Linked DNA regions of Mus musculus: region 1 is linked to region 2. Evidence: chromatin loops called from intact Hi-C (ENCODE). Cell type or tissue: left cerebral cortex. All regions are shown on one strand.

Evidence for each region. Peaks named below come from ENCODE experiments on the same cell type or tissue, not always from the same donor. Only the 100,000 strongest peaks of a DNase experiment are listed, where the experiment ranks them.
Region 1: it touches region 2 in a loop (5-fold over the local background); 2 of 42 quality-filtered maps call a loop at or near these places.

What each region holds. Positions count from the first base shown.
Region 1 is chr9:102,490,072-102,498,071 of GRCm38, forward strand. No RefSeq gene overlaps it. Among named protein-coding and RNA genes, the nearest start is that of Ky, 12 kb to the right of the region's middle. In left cerebral cortex, a CTCF peak has its summit at 2,534 (motif pointing right); DNase peaks (open chromatin) are centred at 2,192, 4,599, 5,813 and 6,655; H3K27ac peaks cover 1,108 bases.
Region 2 is chr9:101,442,664-101,450,663 of GRCm38, forward strand. It overlaps the pseudogene Gm5161. Among named protein-coding and RNA genes, the nearest start is that of Gm24638, 54 kb to the left of the region's middle. In left cerebral cortex, no CTCF peak of the experiment used is centred here; DNase peaks (open chromatin) are centred at 3,260 and 3,836; H3K27ac peaks cover 1,665 bases.

The sequences.
Region 1 (8,000 bases), 1.0 Mb after region 2:
CCGATGAAGAAGGAAGGTTTCTTCACCAAATCTGTGACTTGTGTTCCTCTACCTACACCACTCCTCGTCCCTTTATCTTCTTACTGCTTTGGTATGTAGACATTTTTTGGGGGTGGGCATGTAGTATGTGAGAGGGGAAGATGTTAGAGATGGTGCAGAGGAACGGATGGTACAGGTGATGAAGGATAGTGGTGGTGGTGGTGGTGGTGGTGGTGGTGGTGGTGGTGGTGGTGGTCGTGATGGTGGTGGTGGTAGAGATAGTAGTGGAGAGGATTGTCCTGAATAATGTTAGGTCAACTTGACACGCACTAGAGTTATCTGAGAGGAGGGCACCTTAATGAGGTGCCTCCATAAGATCCAGCTATAAGGCATTTTCTTAATTAGTAACTGATGAGGGAAGGGCCCAGCCCACTGTGGGTGGTGCTATCCCTAGGCTGGTAGTCCTACATGCTATAAGCGGGCTAAGCAAGCCACGAGGAGCAAGCCAATAAGCTGTACTCTCCATGGCCTCTACAGCAGGCCCTGCTTGAGTTCCGGTCCTGTCTTCCCTTGATGATGAACTGGGATGTAGAAGCATGGGTTGACTCAATTCTTTCCTCCCCGAGTTGCTTTGGTCATGATATTTCATCATAGCAATAGAAACCCAAACTAAAACAATGCTCGTTGTGGGACCGTGAAAGGCAGACTGTTTTCTAGTTGAGCTAGGTTTAAACCCTGGAGTCCCAGCAGATAACTCTGCAAGGGACAGAAGGAAGTTTGCCATGCTCGAGGCGCTAGCTCCGTAATTCTGTGGCCATCAGTCACATAGGGCAACATCCCAAGCTCCTGGTATTCTGTCTGGACTCCACCCCCACAGTTACCTGGCAACAACCAGGTATGCTCCTCCCCACAGTTACCCAGCAACAACCAGGTAGGCCTGGCCCACTATAAAAGGGGCTGTTTGCGCCCTCCTCGCTCTCTTATTCTCTTGCTCTTGCTCCCTTGCTCCCTATCTGCCTTCCCTTCCCCTCTCTCTCCACGTGGCCATGGCCGGCCTCTACTGCTCTACTCTCTCCCTTTCTCTGCCTTTCTACAATAAACGCCTTAAAACTATGAACTGCCTCTTCTCATCCAGATGCACCATGCTAGAGCAATGGAGCAGGTCTTCCTCTAAAGAGCTTTGTCTAATCTCTCGGAAGGTCTCCCTGCCTCCCAGACATGAACGCCACCAAACCAAGCGCAGACCCACACTCCATTCTCAGCACTCAGCAACATCTGCAGTGCCGTCCTCGGCCTCCATGCAGAGACCTCAGACTGTGCTTCCCCACCCCTGGAGCTGGGTCCTGAGTCTTCTCACAGCCTGACACCTTTGCAGTCAAACTTCCCGTGTCCACCTCCACAAGCAGCCCTAGCCCTGTGGCAGGCCAGATGCAGGACACCATTTTAACCCACAGCTCATAAGTTTTTGTGTGGAAACTACCACATATTAAAGAGCTGGATGTTAGTGCTGTGCCTCCTGTAATGCCTCTACTCAGGACCTCAGGCTCACTGAAATGCAGTTTCTCCTCTCTCTCTCTCTCTCTCTCTCTCTCTCTCTCCCCTCCCTCCATTTCTCTCAAAAAGTATTAGCATAGGAATTTGCCTCAGGCCCTAACAGGAAGGATGCCTACAATGTCTAACTGCCAGCAGCTCACAGAACACCTTTAGCTGGGATTTAATGGGAAGGTGACTGCCTGGGCTAGAAGCTGGATTTGGACTCTTAGCCTGGGATGTAACAGAGCCACTTAGAGAGGCAGAGATGGAGAAGAGAATAGAGAACGTAGGTTTTAGGGTCAGACAGACCTGAATTCTGCTGTTTATTTTCTCTGAGACCTTGGCCATGTTACCTGTCATCTCTGGCCCTCACTGCTTCACCTCTGAGGTTGGCTCAATAATGATCCATGGTCTACTTAAGAGAATGAAACAAAGCAAGGCTCAGCAGAGTCCAGCAAACATGTGCTGTCGCTGACCTACCCCACTGCACATAGTACTGGGACTGAGTCAAGACCTCTAAGGTGATGCTGCCCACCTGCCTGTGCAAGGGCAGAGAGAGCATCCCGCATCCCATCCCATTCTGGTGGTTGCAGACGAATGAAACAAATGATGGAGAAGCTGCCCACTCATTGAAGAACTCAATTCAGATCCCTCCTTGCTCTGGCTCCAGCCCAACCCTCACCTACTCAGGGACTTCACAGGTTGGGATGAGAAGGCTTGAAGGAAGGAAGGAAGGAGGGAGGGAGGGAGGGAGGACCAATCCTGGTGAGGGAGTGGGGTGTATCTACCGGTAGTTCTATCCCTCCCTTCCCACAGAGCCTTCTAGGAGCACGCTGTCCATGCAGGCTCCTGGCCTCAGCCCGACTAGAGTCAGATTCTAGAGCACAGCTTAGATGCTAGAACTGATTCTGCTGCCCATCAACACCTGACAACCACTGGCTGATTGCTGGTGCCTGCGGGTAGAGGCTGCCACGTGACATAGTCGCTTGGCGTGCTGAGGCAGAAGGGATGAGTTCGAGAGCATCCTTTCCACCAGGGGGCGTGCTGAGAGCAGGGCTACCCCAGCCCACCCCCACCACAGAATGCAGCCCACTCTTCACCTGTCTCAGAGGATTCTTGGCCTCTCTGCCCAAGTGACCTCTGCCTCTCATCTTAAGGATCTCTCTCCTATCTCCATCACTCTCTGTCTGCATGTCTCATTCTCTGATTCTGTCCCTTTATCTTTCTCTCCCTACTCCTATTTCAGGACCCCTGTCAGCTCTTTCTCCTTCTCACTCACTACCGCATCCCTCTCCCCTCCCTCTCCCTCTATCTTCTCTCCCTCTCTTCTTCCTCTCCCTCTCCCTCTCCCCTCTCTCTCCCTCTCTCCTTCATCCTCCCTCTCTCCTCTCTCCCTTCTCCTTTCCTCTTCTTCCTCCCCACTTCTCTCCCTCTCTGCTCTTCCTGAGCCTATCCATGGATCTGTCTTCCTGCTCTGTGTGTGTCTTTCTCCCTGTGTCTCTGAGTTTCCCTGTCCCTTCCCTGTCTCCTCCCTCCCTGGAGGCTTCCAGGCTGGTGACTGGGAACAGATGGCCATTAGGCTTTGGCCAGAGGCCCCTGTCATCACTGAGGCTCCTCCCTCGGTGGCAGCTTGTCAGAGACCACCTGGGGAGTGCAAACGGTCCTGCCACAAACAAGTCACTGTCACCAGTGATTCAGGGCCTGGCCCTGTCTAATCTCGGCCTGCCTTGGGTAACCCTGTGAGTGGCCAGCTCCCTGCCTTGCTTGCGCAATGGCTGCTGTAGGGGCCAGAAGCCAGGAGTGGGCTAAAGAAGGACAGTGGGAAGTTTTGTACCCAGTAGGCCTTGCCAGGCCCAGAGGAAGCACCTGGAGGCAACAATCATCTGTGACCCATGGCCACAGTAGTTGCGATGCCCTGGGCCTGTGTCCTATCACCAGCCTCCCATATCGGAACATAAGAGATGAAACCAGGCTGCTCAAATACCCCCAAGCCCCTGCCTGATTTCTCCTGGACCTGCATGGCGGAGCTAGAGTGGCCTTGTTTAGGTGCCCTGAGGGCAAGCCCTAAAGAACACTGCAGTATCCAGTGAGAAGCTGGTACCCTCACCCCGCCATGGCTCTAGCTGTGCCCCCACCACCTGAAGGGTCCTGAAGTTCAGGTAGCCTAGCTGCACCCATGTAGGTACACATATACACATATCACACACACATACATCACACACACACACACACACACACACACACATACATCACACACACACGCACATGTGAATTGCCATAAAGCAATACCTATCATACACCAGAACACTTGTTCTCTAAAACATAAACAGACAGGCAGGATCATCTCTAGAAAGGGCCCTGTTACAAATCCCTGACACACACTCCTGCACTCTAGTACACCTGAGATACCAAAGGGAGATGCTGCTGTGTGGCCTGCTTGCACCCCTGTTCTTCCCATATCCACACAGTAGATGCTCTGAGGGGAAGGTGAGCATCTGTGGCCGCACGCCTGCCATCCCCCTGCAGTCCTGCCCCAGGTTCAAGGACAGTCTGATGTCACCCATGCCCTATTCAATACAAGGCATATGCTCCTCTTCCTATCTCTCATCTATGTGGGCAGTGAGTAAGATGCTCCTGGTTTACCCAAGAAGGCTGAGGCTGCAACTAGCCTGGAAATGCAGATACTTCCACCTTGTCCTTCCTAGATGGTCTTGTAGGAATCCAAAGAAATCTTGTAGGATACAAAGCAAAAGCCCCTATCAGGAGCCCCCCTGATACAGAGGTGCAAAGGGGATAATTGAGAACCACTGGGCTGGCCCCACCTCGCAAGTGTGAGCTGCAGGAGGCCAAGTGGACCGATGTGCAGCCTCCAGGAGGAAGGCTTGGGTCCTGCAGCTGCCATGCACCCACACCCTACGAGCTGCCTGCCCTGCAGCAGCCAGAGGCAGTTGGGCCTGGGAGCTCTTCCCCAGGCCTGTCCTCCCCTGTCCCCACCCTAGTCACCCCCCTCCTAGTTGGAGGAAGGACAGGATGGCAGGATACAGTGGGTGCAACCCCGGCTCATGTTTCCCTCCTCTCTTCCTGGCAGGGATTACACGGTGAGCAAGGAGGACAGCTGAGCTGGCAGGTGGGTGGCCGGCCATGCTGAGGGGCGAGCTGGGGCGGAAGGACGCGACAGCTGAGGTAACTCGGGCCTTTCATTCCCCTTTCCTACATCTCCCCTCCTGGCTCCCCTGGGGAGCTTGTACATCAGGAATGAGTCTATCAGACCAAGAACCCACCCATGTGTAGGCACCTCTCTTGCTTTACCCTAATTCCGCTCAGAATGGGCAAAAGTAAAACACGTAGGTTTAAAGAATTGAACTCAGAGAATTGAAGATTTGTGGTTTGGGGATGGGTAGTAGCAGGCCTGGAGTGGGTGAGGTGTATCCAATTTAAAACCCACTCATTAGCATTGACACTCCTCCCTCTCCCAGCTTCCACCACAGCCCCAGTAGAACCGTCTCTACGGCTGTGAGAAGGCACCTGTCCGTACAAATGCAACTGCACCTTATCCCAGCCTTTACCCTGATATGGTCCCGAAGCCTGTAGTTTCTTGGGCTACCTACCTGACCATTTGGAAATACTTAGCTTCAGGACAGAGGATGTCAATCGTTGACCCTTAGATACTTATTTGAATGACTGGAGATAGTTTGGGGATCAAGCAATAAAAATTAGGTATGAACCTAGAAAATTCAGGAATCATGTGTCAGCAGAAAGCTATGACCTAGGCTCAGGTCTTGGTGGAGGCCTGAGTGACAGTCTCGTGCAAGGGAGGTAGGAGGAGGCCCTGCCCTTCTCCTTCCCACCCCACCCACAGGAGGACATCCACAGTCAGAAAAGCAAGGGTAGATATTGAAGCTGTTGTGTGGATGCCCCCAGATCTGACCCAACATCAGCTGGTATGTTCCAGGCAGCGACAGTCTAGCTGATCTCTGGGTCTGCTGCAACCACGAAGGGGTGTTCCAATGCCATGGCCAACATGGAACAATCAGGTACTGGACTCCAACAGCTATGCGTGCTCTCTAACCTCCTTCCCATATGGTGCTGCTTGAGCCGGTAGACTCCTTGGTTCCTCTCTATATCTACCCTGAGCAGTGCAGTCCAGAAGTTCCTGCCAGGTAGCATGTTTTCCATCTGCCCTAGATGTTTGTCTCAAACCCTCATTCTGGTGTCCTATATTAGCAAGCCTGTGCAACCCAGTACTGTTCTTCACACATCTGTGCACATTCCACAACGACTTCTCTGAGCCCTGCTCCATGAGCGAAATGTGTTAGCTACTTGAAACGTCTGTTGGAAAACATTCAAGACCAAGTAAAAGCACCTGGCACAGGGCGCCGCATAGAGCAAGCCCCAAAACATGTTTCTCCTTTTCTAGTCATAACGGCTATAACAAAATACCATTAACTGGGAAGCCTATATATTAGGGGGGAAAAATTCTCATAGTTCTAGAAACTGAGACGTCAAAGATCAGGATCTCAGAAAATTTACCATCTGGAAGGCCTACTTCCTGTGTTAGAGATGGCACTTTCTCCTTCTGTCCTTACACGCTCATCTGGGATAGTTTGCTAAGGATACTAATACCATTCATAACTGAATCATCTTCCAAAGACCCACCTGCCATCACTATCACACTGATGATTAGGATTTCAATATATGATTAGGAGTTGAAAGAACACAAATGCTCAGGCCATAACTGACACTCTTCTCAAACCTTCTTGCCTGCCTGCCTTCCATCCTTCCTTCCTGCCTGCCTGCCTTCCTTTCTTCCCCATCTCAATCCTTCCAGAGAGTCCTGAGCATCCTAATTAATCCCCCCTCATCCGCCTCTATTTCACTCCATCCAGATCCTCAGTGAGCCTCTGAGGCCCCAATAAGCTCTGTTGCCTTTCTAAGTGGAGCTGCACACAATTTTCTAGGTCAACTACAGAGAGGGACTCATTCATCTTTGTGTTCCCAGGCATCCAACGCAGACCTAGAACATAATGTCTGGTTCCAGATGGAATGAAGGGGTTGTGATTGGATGGGGATGGAGGACAGATGGACAGATGATGAATGTGTGGGTGAATGGATTGGGTTAGATAGAATGGATACAAGGATAGAACTGGCAGATGGGTTGAGGACCTGTGTCTACATAGAGATGTAGGGATGGGTACATTAACAGCTAAGTGAAATGGATAGATGCGAATATGTGGTACCCAAGTATTGAAGAGGAGGGATAGGAGGATGGAGAAACAGATGGCTGCAGTCACATGCCAAGTTGGCTTTGGGCCAAGACAAGAAGGCTTCAAGGAACTCTCTCTAATACTTTCACCTCAATCCTTGTCACATCCTGTTTGCCATTGCTGTCACAGCACAAACTTGGGGTGGTGGTGACTGACGGTGGTGGGTGGTGGGTGTGGATGCTGCCTCCATTTGCAGTTTTGCCCAAGACCTCACTTATTGGTCCCTGCCCCAGGCTCCATGTACCACAAAGCTCAGAGCACAGGCATGGGTGGAGAGCACACTTGCCCTTCCCCAGACACCTTCCCAGCCCTCAAAAGTTGCCCTGGAGACGGATAACTGAACGTACCAGTGGAGATGCTGCTGTCCTCAGGCTCAGCACCTAAGTCTGGACACCAGCCAACCAGACTTCTCCCCAGGGTGAGCTTGGATTCCAGCCACATGGAGGTTCAGCTAGGCTGACACTCCTATGAGAGGCCTCAGTAAATCCAGAGGTCCTTGAGAGCAGGCATGGTATCACCCTCCCTGCCCAATCCAGTCATGCAGTCTTTGACACAGAGTTGGCAGAGCAAATGTTTGCGGGCTAAAGAAAATGAGCAAGGCATCCTAGACACAGCCAGCTGTTGCTACGAGAAAGCAGTGGTACGTGCTCATCTGAGCTGAGAAGGTGCACACCAGCTCTGCCGCTTCCCAGGTGGGTGACCTTAACTGGTCCCTGGACCTCTTTGACCTAGCCTCTCTTCATCTGTAAACTCATAATAACGGGTGACACCACTCAGCCCTCGCCTGTGCTTGCTTGGACCACGCAGAAAACCTCTGATGTTGGTCTTTTGAAGGACCCTAGTCTGAACCAACAACAGTTCCTGCCCCCCACTCTTCTCCACCAGGGCAGGGCAGGCCTGTATAGAGGAGCTGGTGAGTTGCAGGCACTGAGCATACACCATTTCCAGGTTTCTGCAGCCAGGGCTATCTATAATCACCCTGACCCCAATCTTTCCATGTGAATTATGTAAAGAGAGTTCTCCAAAAAAAACAAGACCCATGAAAAGTCCCAGCCTGTGCTTTCCAGCCCTCATGTCATCTTTCCCAACTTGATAAGGACCATGGCTTATTAGTCATTCCTACCCAGCTCACCCTGTCCTGCGCCTGCACACGTGAGACTAAAAATACCCATGGCTCCTATTAGACACTCTGCCCTAGGGACACGCCAAGCCTGAGTCTGCAGT
Region 2 (8,000 bases):
AAGGTTTTAAACTAAGATGTTTGCGTTTACATCCTAAATGCTTAAATGGTTTATGATTTGTAGACATTTGAACCACAGAGTCTGCACGGTGAGGACCAGAGAAGTTGCAGACCTTCTTATAGTCAAATTAAGGCCGAGCCTCCCTTCTGAGTCCCCAGTCCAGGGTTGTGTAATTACCGCAGACCTCATACAATGGTTTTTGAATTCGTGGATAATAGAGAACTGGCTAAGAAAACTCTACCACCAAGATGTAGAATGGTTCAAAGTGATTATGGCAGGCTAGCATGGGGTTTGAAACCACTAAGATGAAAGTTGACAGAAATATATGTGGGCTTGTAGGTTTCGGTTCAGAGCTACCAGCTAGACAAGTGCCAGGTGGGAATGCTCTTACAGGTTTTGTGGATGATGGTCCCAGGAGATAGGAAGCAAGAATGTGGGCAGACTGTCTCAGGATGAGTGAAGAGGGAGGGGGAGCAGGAGGTGGTTCTTCCCTGGACATTTCTACCCACAAGGGGAGGCAAGAACCAAACTCTCGTCTGAGATGGACACTAAGTCAGGGACTTCTGGAGAAGGTGTATGAAAGCAAGACCTCCAACTGTCTCAGACTCAGTGAGATTACGACCAAGTGCACTGGGGTCTTCAGACCAGTGGCACAGCTAGTTCCTAGTCAGAAAAGTAGAATCATCTGCATTTCCACCTTTAACAAGGTCCCCAGGGGTTCATGGGGGACCATTAAAGTCAGAAAAGTACCTGCACTAGGTCAGCAGGTTTTTCAGACCGGAGTACACATTATAAATCTCTCACCACGGGCTATGCTTGGAAATTTTGATTCAACTGCTTTGTGCTGGGACCATGTTTTCTTTCTTTTTCATTTCTGCCTTTTCCTTTCCTCCTTTAAAAAAACCCCTTCTTCTTTAAAAGCAAAACAGAACAAGACACAGTTTCTCATGTGTCCCTGGCCGACCTTGACCTTGCTAAACAGTGGAGGGTGACCTTGAACTTCTGATCCTCTTGCCTTCGTATCCTCAGTGCTGGGATTAAAGGTGTGTACCACCAAATTCAGTGTGTGGAGATGGAACCCAGGGCTTCAAGCATGTTAGGAGAAAACTACAAACTCAGCTACATTTCCAGCTCCTTCTTTGTCCCTCTCTGTTCCCCTCCCTCCCAACTAAACCTAAGTTGTCCTCTGACTTGACTGAGAATCAGAATGATGGAGAGATCACTGAAGCAGCATCACTGGTCTCACCCGCACAGTTTCTAATCCAACAGGCCCGATATTGGACCCAAGAACTTACATCTCTACCAAGTCCTCAAATGATGCTATTGCTGCTGGTTCCCTAGGGCTCACAGAGAGAGGAGAGGCCAGAAGAGTGATCTAGATAGGACTTCCAAGAAGAATCAACACGTGTGAGGTAAAAGAAGAAGGAAAGAGACAGAGTGGCTTTAGCTATGGAGGTGAGTTGAGAGGAGAGCTCTTTCCGAGGTCTCCTCCGCCAGCTCCTTGTCTCCTTTCGGATGCTTTCTTCTGTGAAGTCCTAGCTGTTTTATTTCTCAGATTCTTCCATTGGAAGAATCTGCCCATGATCACATCAGGGGCCTTTTTTAGGGGCTCCTGCCATTGCTTGCAGGATGAAGTGTGTTCCTCTCAGTGGAGCATCCAGGGGCCAGGACCCTCTGCTCCTTCTCTTTACTGGACTCTGCTCTGGTCATCATGATCTACTTGCCAATCTTCACTTAATTTTGCTCCTGTATTGCGTTTGACGTCCTTTCCCTTTTCCTCATCTCTTAATTTCTACCTGGCAGATTAGATGAATTTCAGTATAGACAGTGTCTTAGTTAGGGCTTCTATTGCTGTGAAGAGACTCCAGGACCACAGCAGCTCTTATAAAGGAAAGCAGTTAAATGGTGCTCACTTGCAATTCAGAGGTTCAGTTCATTATCAGCATGGCAGGAAGCATGGCAGCAGGCAGGCAGACATGGTGCTGGAGAAGAGGCTCAGAGTTCTACATCTGGATCAGCAGGCAGTAGGAAGAGAGAGTGACACTAGGCCTGACCTCAAAGCCCAGTGACACACTTCCTCCAACAACACTACACCTACTCCAACAAGGCCACACCTCCTTACAGTGCCAGTCCCTAGGGGTCTGTGGGGCTGTTCTCATTCAAATTACCACAGACAGGCCATCTTTTAATTTTATATTTCTTTCTGTTCCATCCATGGTCACCAACCTCCAACTTCTGGCTCAGTTCAAGCATTGCTTTTCTTACCCAAACCTACTGTGATAGTAACCCCCTCCCAGTTCTTATATATGACATAATGTCACATTTCTTTACACAGATGGGCTCAGTTGCTTCCCTTTCTCTGTGTGACCTCCTCTGAGCAGAGAAGTGGGCAGGGCGAGGTAATCACAGTGCTAACTGGACATATTTCAGCCCGTAGTGTCTATCAGCTGCGTACTTTTTGTATCTGGCCTGCCCCTTCTCTAGCATGGAAGACAAAGAAACCTTGTCTCATTGTTGCAGTCTTCTTGGGGAACACCAGTTGATCTGGTCCCTCCCATAATCCTTGTGATGGATTGTTGATGTCTTTATATGTCCAGTTAGCACTGTGATTACCTCACTTTAGGCAAAAATCATTTGGCATATTTCTCTGTCTAGATTAGCAGTTCCTAACTCCTCCATGGAAAGCCAAGGGTGAGGTCTGTTAAAGGCCAACATTGAAAGTTTCTCTTTCCGGCTTCCTTGAGTGTGTCATACTGCAAGGGACCCACCTAAACAGATGTAAGATTGAAATTCAGCCTTCTGACACTGCTGGTGGCTGGGAGTTGGTAACTCCCAAGGCTCTCAACTCACAGAGGGTAGGGTCTGAGTCAGTTACTACTGGACAGCCAACAGTACAACAAACAGAAGAAATGGCCTAGACAGTGGGTTGGGCAAGAGGGCTGGGGTAGAAGTCTGAGAATATTATAATATACTGGCAGGTCCTTCTGATCTTCACAACTGAAGGAGCCATCCCTCCATTCTCTGTGAGCTCCCAGGGAAGGAAGGAGGCTTGTGGTAAGATCCCCTGGCCCACAGATAAGGAATCCACGGATCATAAGGATTCTCACAGTAGATTAAGGTGCAGCTGGATTTGAACGCAGCCCAACTTCCTCACCCTCCTCAATATGCTGCCTCTTAAAAAATGTTCAAACATGTACAAACCCATGCAGGGTGCAAATGCAAATTATTCCTTCTGGAAGCATAAAATAGCCAACTGGTGATGGAAACTTGGCAGGGATGGGATGGGATGAGTCACAGACAGCTTTCTGAGAGAGCAGCTTTGTTCTGTATGGCTGAGGGAGAGGAAGGCATGGCAGGCAGCAAGTCGGGGGGGGGGATGCTGGGAAGAGAACTGTGGGTGGGGCCCTGGCACTGGGACGGAAGCAATGAGATACCCAAAGCCGGAGCTGTGTATGTGTGTGGTATGGATGATGTACAACATGGTTAGGTAGCACACGTATGCACATGTGTGTATGTGGGACATGGATAATATGTGTAGGGGGCATGGGTATGTGTGTAGGATGTGTCAGGGCAGTTTGCAATGGTGTGTGTATTTGCAAAGGGGAGTTCTGTTATATCAGAAAATTGTTGATGAAAGGTTTTTAACATTTTTCTTCTCACCTGTGCATAAGTAGCATTTGTCCCTACCCCCCTCCCCAACACATTGTGCAGTGGTGACTCAGATGTGCGTTTATGTAATGCACTTAACTAGTTAAGTATATATGTTTGCTTTAGCACACATGTAACTCATAGTCTGCTTTGGCTGCCTTCAGGGACTCAGGCAGTGCTATTGGGAGGCTGCCATTTCTAATCTCAGCTCCATTATCCTTGCTGTTGGACCGTGTGTAGACTCTGTCCATGTGATGGTCCCCAGCTTGAATCCTCAGCTTCACAAACTCCTAACTTCAAGCCTACTGAAAAGAAAACTTTTTACTTGTATTTGCATAAAAACCCAAATTGAATCCCACTGAAAAGCTTAGGTCATGTGTCCATCCCTGAACTAATCACTGTGGTCCACAGGATAGAATGTTTGATTGACATCCCAGGCCACCTGCTCATCTCTAAGCAGAGGAGCCAGGCTTAGCACCACACATAGGGGCCCACTTGGGGATGGTGGTACTGAAGGGATGGGTGGATGCTGAGAGGACAGGCACAATCCCTGTTTCTTAGCTTTCAGTTATTGCTCAGAATAAGGCTTCTGGCCTTCAATCTCAGCCCAGTCTGTGGCTGGCTTTCTTACTTCTCTTTCCCCCATGCTTCTCAGGAGGGAAAGTTGTTTAAGACTGATGCTTTGGGATGTGAAGGAGCTGAGAGGTCAGTGAAGGTGAGCTGGCTCAGAGAAGGGTCAGAGCTGTGAGTGGTCACTTCCTGTTGGGTGTGAGGAGGAAGGACACTGAGGAATTGTCTCTTAGGTCTTCACATCCTGCTTGTGAGGTGGGTACCGCTTATCTGAGAGAGTGCCACTGAGAAATGAGGAGGCAAGTCTGGGTAGAAATTCACACCCCTTATGATCTTTGCTTCCTGTAAGGCAGCAAGACCCCTTATGACCTCTGCTTCCTGTAAGGCGGTGAGACCAGTGGGGACGAATCTTGGCTCTGGAAAGAACCTCATTCTTGTGGTAACCCTGTGAGTGCTGGATCAGATCTTCTAGAAGCAGCTCCTGTACTTACTGTTTGAATTCCAGACGGAGATGCTGAGATCTGTCCTGCTGAGATCCTAGAATGGTCCTATCAACCCAAACAGATCCAGAAAAAATGGGCTTTGGGATGTTCAAGAAGCTTAGTAGAGCAAGAATGTGATGATTTCTAGGACTGGTAACTAAAATACTGACATCTTTTACTCGGTATACAGCAAATAGCACCTGCTCCAACCGCCCATGGCCAGTCTGGTTCCTTTCCGTGGCCTTTGGTCTGGGATTTTTTTGGGACGACTCCTTTGGTCTGGGATCATAGGAAGAATTCTTGGCCCTGGCCACAAAGACAGACAAAGATTGATGGCCTGGAGAAGTAAGTGAAAGCTCAGCTACTCCCTGAGCTCAGCTACTCCCCGCCTCCTTCCTCTTCTTCTGGATGAGAAGGCCACCATGACTCTGATGCCTCCGTTCATCTCTCTGCTTCTGCCCTGATTCCTGGTGTTCACTATGAGGCCTCCTGTCCTGAAGCAGGTGATAGAGGGAGAGGTAATGTATTAGATTGCTTATTGGTGTGTCCAGTATATCTCAGCTGAAGTGGTGGTGGTCGGGGAGAATGAATGGCAAGCCTGAGCATGCCTGTAGGAGAGAAAATGGTGAATTTCATTTTACTTGGTCTTTCTAAGCTATAACATATACTGGTTTCTATGGTTAGGAACTCTGACTTGAGAGAGCAGGATGAACCTGCGTTCCTTCTATATACTGTAAACAGTTTAGTCATAACACCTGCCTCAAATTATCATCTGTAAAATGGAGATATTAATAACGTTTACCACACAGATTTTTGAAAGGATTAAGGAATAGGATATTTATATATAATTTAATTTCTGGCCTATAGCTAGCTACTATTTAAAAAAAAACATTTACTTTTTATGTATTTATTACCTTTAAAAAAAAAAAACAAAAAAAACCCAAACCTCAAAAACTCACTTTAATCACAACCTAACAGCGCCAGGTGCAATTTCTGGGGACAGACTCTGGGTACAATGCTGTGTGGCAACCACACACTCACACGGCTCTGAGAAGGCCCCCAAGGGGGACTTACCTTCAGGGACTGAGCCAAAGAATGGGGGAGGGGACTGGGGTACTCCATAGGGGAAGGTGCTACTTCTTGGCAAAAGAGATCTTCATAGCATTGTTCTGTGTGATCTTAAAGCCTTGCAGGACATCTCGTGCTGCTCCAGCCTGCACTTCATTGTCAAACTCCACGAAGTCGATGTCATGGCGCCCAGGGACCAGACGCACCTCCTTGAAGCCAGGGAACTGGGTGAAAAGCATGGAGAGCATGAGCTCGTTGGTCTCCTCAGGCAGGTTGGTGAGGAACAGGATGTGATTGGGTGGATTCTCGGAGAGAGGCTGCGCATGCGGCATCTGCCCAGGTATGAGCTGCTGTGGGGGCATGGCCCTAGAGGGGATCTGGCCAGGAGGGAGGCCTGGTGGCAGGATCATGCCAGGTGGTCGCATGTAGGGAGGCTGTCCTGGCATGTGGTGCATAACACGGGGTGCCTGAGGCATCGGTGGCATGCCCGGTACAGGCTGGACAGCACCCACCACGGGGGCACTGCCCCACCCTGAACAGCCTTTTTTGACAGCAGGTTTCTCCTGACTCTTGGGCTTCCTCTTCTCTCGTTTGCGATCTCTCTCCACAAAGGTGCCCTTCATCTTGGCAATGATGTCCGAGTCAGTCTTTGCGTACTGGATATGCATGGGCTTGCCGTAGAAGGGGAAGCCCTGCATGGAGCGCAGGGCGTTGATGGTGCTGCTGACCTCCTTGAAGATGACGAAGGACTGGCCCCTCATCTTCAGGCTCTGAGACACCAGGATATCCAGGATCTGGCCAAACTGGGAGAAGATGGCATACGGGGACTTCTTGAGCTCATCTTTCTTGATCTTCTCGTTGAGACTGTTGATATAAATAGTGTGGTTGGGACGGGTCTCGGGAACTGCCATGGTGTGAGATGTTCAGGTAAGGCTTAAAGAGGAGGAAAAAGTGACTTTAGCCCTAAGTTTCCCAAATTCTTTGTTCCAAAGGGCTGATGGGCTCTGCTCAGGGCTCTTTCTTCCAAGAGGAAGTCGGGTAAACTATTTATTACTTTTTATTTTTGTGTATCTTTTAGTGTTTTGCCTGATGTATGTATTGCATAACTTGTGTACCTGAAGAGGAGAGAAGAGGGCATCAGATCCCCTGGTACTGAGGTTGTAAGCCATTGTGAGCCACCATGTGGGAGCTGAGAAATGAACCTGGGTCTTCTGTAATAGCAATAAGAACTCTAAAGCTCAAAACCCTTTCTTCGGCCTCCTAACTTCCGCTCTCATGTTGTTTTGCTTTAGTTACGCCAGCCTTCCTTTTTTTTGGAACGAATACTATGCGTTACTGCTTTTGGAAGTGTTGATGTGGAAGAATCTAGAGCAAGAGGTTTAAGGTGTGTTCTCTATGAGTTCTGGTTTCAAATATTTTGACTTCTCAATTAAAATATTCAGTTTGGGTTTTAGCCCAGATGTTAGGATTGGCATCCCCTTAGCACATAAGTAATTTTTAAATACTCTTGTTTTTTCCAGGAGATCCTTCTTAAGCTGTCCCGTCTCTTGGGAGCCTGCGGTGGCTGCCCATTCCCTTTGAACTGAACCTCCAGCTCCTTCCTCTTGCGTTCAGTTACATTGTTTCTCTCCACCTTAGCCTGCACCATCAAGATTCCTTTCTCCTCCTTGCCTGCACAAACTGTTTCGGCTGAGTCTGGGGCACAGCTCTTGCCTTTGCCTCCGGCATATCCATTTCCACTTGGGATATTCTCACACCAGATTTTTGCCCAACCTTCAAGCTCCAACTTGAAGGTCCTCTATAGAGTTCCATATGGGTGATTTGAGAAGGGCAAACATGGAGCACTGGCTGCAGACTGGTGTGTGCTCTGTGGAATGTGTGCACATGCAAGCCATGCAACCCAGGCATTTCCTGTGCATGCTCCTCTGGCTACCTTCCCTTCTCCTGTTAACTAGTGCAAGTCTTCATGCCTGGTACCTATTACTCAGGGGAGGTAAGGACCATTGCTGAACCGAGGATGGAAACTGAGGATCCGCTGTGATGACTGAGGCCAGGTCCTAATTGGGCTTGAAGTGATGAAGCTGATTTGGTAACCAGAAAAATACAACGTTTGTAGAATAAGTTCTGAGCACATGGAGGGTGGATCTCTTTAATCTTCTTATTCTGGAATGAAAACCCCAAGGCAACACACAATGAGGACTTAGAGGCAGGGCCGATGGATGTGGTGTCTCC